2 separate regions of the Homo sapiens genome follow, and region 2 is linked to region 1. Evidence: chromatin loops called from intact Hi-C (ENCODE). Cell type or tissue: B cell. All regions are shown on one strand. Links, peaks and the distances in the headings refer to the core of each region. The heading gives the core; the rest is flanking DNA. Region 1 overlaps ENTHD1 (ENTH domain containing 1). Region 2 overlaps GRAP2 (GRB2 related adaptor protein 2).

The links. A loop is a pair of places that touch in the nucleus more often than their neighbours do. Peaks named below come from ENCODE experiments on the same cell type or tissue, not always from the same donor. Only the 100,000 strongest peaks of a DNase experiment are listed, where the experiment ranks them.
Region 2: a loop joins it to region 1, with 2.0 times the contacts of the local background. A loop is called at or near these places in 3 of 110 quality-filtered maps.

Annotation. Positions count from the first base shown.
Region 1 is chr22:39,837,908-39,840,829 of GRCh38, forward strand. The region is part of intron 3 of ENTHD1 (ENTH domain containing 1); the gene reads right to left. Among named protein-coding and RNA genes, the nearest start is that of ENTHD1, 54 kb to the right of the region's middle. RefSeq lists an enhancer at 1,403-1,452. In B cell, for the core only: no CTCF peak of the experiment used is centred there; a DNase peak (open chromatin) is centred at 1,504; H3K4me3 peaks cover 1,069 bases; H3K27ac peaks cover 604 bases.
Region 2 is chr22:39,931,907-39,934,828 of GRCh38, forward strand. All of the region lies in intron 1 of GRAP2 (GRB2 related adaptor protein 2), which reads left to right. Among named protein-coding and RNA genes, the nearest start is that of TMA7B, 27 kb to the right of the region's middle. RefSeq lists an enhancer at 1,006-1,670. In B cell, for the core only: CTCF peaks have their summits at 1,126 and 1,326; DNase peaks (open chromatin) are centred at 1,105 and 2,025; H3K4me3 peaks cover 464 bases; H3K27ac peaks cover 1,947 bases.

The DNA of each region.
Region 1 (2,922 bases), core at 101-2,600:
TGAATAAAGTAAGACATTTTCTGAAGGAAACTTTAAATCTGATTTGGCTAGTTGTCTTAACAATGAGAGTTGGCTTTACCAACCTAGATTATATGGTAAATATTTTCCAAAAATTGAATGAACCAAATCTGAGGTTCTGTAGAGTTGATGAAAGTATATTTACAGCATATGATACAATAAAATTATTTTCTCAAAAAATTGTATTGACAGATATACTGCAATTAATATTTTAATTTTTCTCACACTTTCTGAGTATATTCGGTTAAATTAAAGTATAACAGGTTTAATTAATAGTTATTTAATAAATTTTAGTATGAATTTTTTTGGTATTCTTCCCAGAAATTGAGAAAGTAAATTACTCCTTATGACTGTTTAACAAGTCTTTTTCTAAGTAGGGTGTTTCTAATTCTTTGCTTTTAGCAACACTGAAAAATGACTTCATCAAGTTAACAGTCAACAAGAGATAAAAATATATTTTATAATAAATCACTATATAATTTCCAGCATATTACTTGGAAGAAATTCATAGAATTGACTGACACTATTATAATAAAGCACCTTCTTGTCCCATCTATGATTTAGGTGAACAAGTTTTCTCAGCATTTATCTTTATACAAATATAAATAAAATAGAGGCAGGATTTCTGCTGAGCCCTGCTTGTAGCTAGCAATCAGTCACACTCCTATGTGGGCAAACGAGCAGTTCCAATTATCTCATAAAACCATATATTTCTAATAAAATTATATTTAACAAATATTCATACAAATTTATAATGCATTTATGTGGTTTTGATTGACTGCATACTAACAATAATTGTAATAAGTCAATCTAGAAGAAATATTAAAACCTTTGGTCAGAGAAAATTTAGAAAAATAATTTCAATTTTATATCTATTTGATGTAGAGAAGATTTCCAAGCATAAAAATATTTTATATTAGAATAAAATTCTGCAAGAAATGTAGAATAAACATATGACTTCAGAGAGAAAAGGGAATAATGTAAAATTTCTAACAGTTAAGGACTTCATGTATTTTTTTTTAAATGAATGACTACAGTTATCAATCACAATGGTATTTAGATTCCCTTAGATACATTTAAAAGATGGATATAACTTAACAGTTTGCTTGTTTTTTCTTTTCTTTTGTCCTTAATGTCAATATTTACAACGTGCCAGAATTATATCCTTTGCAGTTATTTATACTTATAAAACTTCATATATCAACTCAAAAATGTGTGAGGAGGTACATAGTGTTTCAAAATCATTTTAGGGGTTATGCAAAACAAAAAAAAATACTGAAAAGCGGTAATATAAGGCACAGTCTTTACCTTCTAGAAGTTTATAGCCTGACTAGGTATATAAGTCTAACATACAGACTTACAGGAAACAGAGAACAATTATATGCTAAACGTTCTTGAATTAATTAATTTTAGGAACAGATACTCTAAGGAGGAAAACAACAATGTGCACCAGAGTAATCAAAAACAACCACAAAGAGGAAGTAAAATTTGAACAAGGCTTTGAAGGACGGCTAGGATTCCAATAAGGGTAGAGGCAAAGATAAATTACTCCGAGCAGAAGGACCTACGTGGGCAAAGGGAGAAAGTATGGTAGATGCCAGAGATACTGAAGAAATAAGAATCTTTCATTTATGGTTGTAACTTTTCATTTTGTTTTAACTTCACATAAAAGTGAATAATTAAAATGAGCTTATTTGGGGCTTGGAGATTTTGTAGCTAATATTGGCAAAGAGTGGTGACTTGGGGCTTAGATCATCTATCTACTTTCACTGGATTTAATCAACTACATTATCACTTGCTCGGCATTCAGCAACTAAATTATCTTGGAAATCATATGGTCTTAGGTTTTAGACATTACAGAAGTAGATTAGTAAAAATGTCAGATGGTCAATTTTGAAGTAAATTTTGAGAGAAACTGAAGAATAGCAAGAAATGTGAAAGAAAAAATATCTTGCATGTTGGAGATGCATTTTGGCCTAGAATAGCCTAAATGTAGTAAACCTATCTTATGAGGCAAGAAAGAAAGCAATTAGAATATAGTGGGTCTATGGAAACTCATTAAATTTTTCTTTCAGTATCAGATAGCATAACACTGGAAGTGAGGTGTGCTTAATTAGATTTGGTAATTACACAACATTTATTTCTGGATTTTCACAAGCAAGTAGGAGAGAACATACATTTAGTTCCTTATAGTTCCTTAGTGGAAATGAGATCCCTTTGGTCTTGTAAGCTACTTATCAATTGACACTGTGAAGTCACAAGCCAGTGAAGACTAGTATGTGAATGAGAAACCTCAGAGGAAAAAGTAATGATGCTGCAGGAAATGAAGCCATTGAGTCATTCAAAGATGAGTGCTTCGATACCAAGGTTGTAAGTACTTTGTGGAAACTATCTAGAAAGAAGCTGTACATCCCACTGAGCCCGCACCACTCAGATAATACCACAAAGCAGAACTTGTGAACCCTCCGATATTTCTTAGATGAGATATCAAACTGACGTTCAAATTATCAGGCATTAGCAATGCACCATACATTTTGGAAATGCAACGCTCCATAAGTTGAACAGATTTCCAAATTGTTCCATTTATTATTTAGCATATAATAACCATGTCCTTTTAGGTGTAATGTAAGTGAATTAAATAATTTGCTTAAAAAATTAATTTTTAGTAACAGACAGATATATTGCATTATAGAAAATATTCAGTGGGCTAAGGAAGAGCTAGTAAGATCTAAAAGTCAAGTCTCATGGTGCTTAAATTTATATCTAACTTTTACAGAATTGTGAATTTGGAACCTTGACTCCAATTTCGTTGTTTTGGCACATAGTTAAGCATCTTTTTTTTTTTTTGAGACGGAGTCTCGCTCTGTCGCCCAGGCTGGAGTGCAGTGGCGTGATCTCAGCTCA
Region 2 (2,922 bases), core at 161-2,660, 94 kb after region 1:
AGCAAATAACACAAGAAAGGTAGAGAAAACAGAAGGTACAACATTTTGTGGCTCACAGGATATATGAGTGAGATTATATACTTCTATTCCAAACCACAACCTTCACTAGAACATCTAAAGGCTTCATTCTAGAACCTTCATACTGCTTATCCCAAAGGCTAGCCCACTCCCCGGTTTTCATGTAAGAAATCTTGTGGGACAGGCGTTGCATGAGGTGAGGGGCAGCAGGGAAATTCGAGATGAAAGGGTGAAAAGATCAAACGAGTCCTTGCTATTCTTCTTAACAATGCTTCAGTCCACCACTTTGAGATTTCTGTGGAGAAAGTAAAGATTTGGGATATACATATACTAAAACAACTATTGGTTGCTTATCTGAAAATTAACTTTAGCTGGGCATTCTGTATTTTATCTGACAACCCTACTTGGTGAGGTGTACATTTTCTTATTCATACTTCCTGCGAGCCACAACATGTCTTAATAGTTGTTAGCTATTAAGGACTATGCATAAAAGTGACAATAGCTGGCTGGGCACAGTGGCTCATGCCTTTAATCCCAGCACTTTGGGAGGCTGAGGCAGGAGGATCACTTGAGGCCAGGAGTTCAAGATCAGCCTGAGCAACATAGGGAGACCCCTGTCTCTACAAAAAAAAAAAAAAAAAAAAAAAGCTGGATGTGGTGGCATGCACCTGTAGTCCCAGCTATTTGGGAGGCTGAGACAGGAGAATCACTTGAACCTGGGAGTTGGAGGCTGCAGTGAGCCCTGATTGCCTCACTGCACTCCAGCCTGGGCCACAGAATGATACCTGTCTCAAAAAAAAAAAAAAAAAGTAGCAATAGCTAACAACTATTGAATTATTGAGTGCCTACTATGTGCCAGACACCATACTAAGTGGATTAGATGGATATTCCACATATTCTTCCCAAGAACATTATGAGGCAGGCACTATTATCATCCCTGTTTTTAAAATGAGGAAACTGAGGCTCAGAGATGTTAAATAACTTGCTAAGGGTCACTCAGAAAACTAGTAGTAGAGAAGGGTTTGAATGCTGGCAGCCTGACTCCAAGGCTCATGTGCTTGCCTACCTTACCCAGATGGCGGCAGCACTGAGCAAGGGGTAGATAACTTCAAGTCCCCTGGAAGAATAAGAGAAAGTGAGACCATGGGGTATGAGGGGGGCAGGCCCTGAGTAAAGCTTTAAAGGAGCAGTTGAAATTAGACCCGGTGCCTTTGTTTAAGTAAGAAGAATGTGCTAGTTCTAAACAGATGCAGCCCCATACTGGGACTCACAGCTTGATGAGAAGCGCACTGGATGCATTTCAGCCCTTACTGCAACCTCAGCCTGAGGCCTTTATGCAGTGAGCAACCTGCACAACCATACATAGCAATGTGAGTTTGATGGGAGAAGGAAGACCAGTGCAGAGACAAGGATGTCGATGGAGTGCTTAGAGAACAAAGGGAAGCTATTTACTAAAGCATGTTTGCATGGTGCAGGTGATTTTCTAAAGTTAATTTTGACAGACAGGATGGGGAAAGATTGTTGAAGGCCTGAAATGACAAGAGAGACTTGAGTGGATCTGGGAGGTCATGTGACAAACATGACATTAACAAATTCTAAATGGAAAAAATGACCCTCAGAAAGTTGTGTGTCAAGGCCGGGTATGGTGGCTCACGTCTGTAATTCCAGCACTTTCGGAGGCCAAGGCAGGTGGATCATTAGAGGTCAGGAATTCAAGATGAGCCTGGCCAACATGGTGAAACTCCATCTCTAGTAAAAATACAAAAATTAGCCAGGCGTGGTGGCGGGCACCTGTAATCCCAGCTCCTCAGGAGGCTGAGGCAGGAGAATCTCTTGAGCCTGGGAGGCGAATGTTTCAGTGAGCCAAGATTGCGCCACTGCACTCCAACCTGAGCAACAGAGCGAGACCCTGTCTCGAAAAAAAAAAAAAGAAAAGAAAGAAAGTTGTGTGTCAAAAGCTTCAACACACAGGGGCCTTTGCTCTGTCAAGCAAGGAGAATAGGGTGGAGGAGGAACAGGAACACAGTAGCTAAGGTGACAGCTGCCTCACAAAAGGAAAGTCTATGGCTTGCAAAAGAGGTCGAGGAAAGCGGAAAAGCAATTGCCGAAGAGGGACAGTAAGTGAAAAGATGAGTTTCTTCCACTTGGCATCTCCCCAAATATGGCCCTGAAGGAAGAGTTGACCCTGTTACGGTTTCTTTCTTTTTCCTGTGGGGTTATTAGAGTGACATATAAGAAAAGGGCCACAGGCACGGCACAGCTTGATTTCAGCCAGGCTTTGCATGACACCCTACAGAGCAGAATGAGGACAGATAGGCTGAAGGATAACTACTTAACTGGGTAGGTTTCAAGTTGATACTCAGAGTGTTGATTAAAGGGTGGTCAATGACAACCTGGAGGAGGTCTTTAGGTAAAGAAACTGAGTTCAAAGATAACCAACTTGCATGAATGAAGGAGCCAGGATTTGAACCCAGCCCTACCTGATTCAAAAGTCCATTTTCCATTTATTATAAAACAAAAACCAAAAAGGCATGAAGTTCACTTATGAAAGAAGAGTTGAAAGATATAACCAGAGGGTTAGGAGTACAAATCCATGCCCGAATGAATTGTGATAGGCTGAGAAATTGGCCAAAGGGGGAGAACAAAAACACAGTGAAAGTCAGAAAGGTTAAATGTGAAGCCCTGCATTTTGGTTTCAAGAAACCCGTTGCAGAGGTGGAGAGGTCCAGCTTGACCATCTTCATGTTGGGAAGCACCCGGGCTTTTGTTGTAGTTATTGTTGCTTAATTCCCAAACAGCAGCGGGGTGTGGGGGCACACGATTGTAGCCCCAGCTACTCGGGAAGCTGAGGCAGGAGGATGCCTAAAGCCCCGGAGGTCAAGGCTACAGTGACCCATGATCACG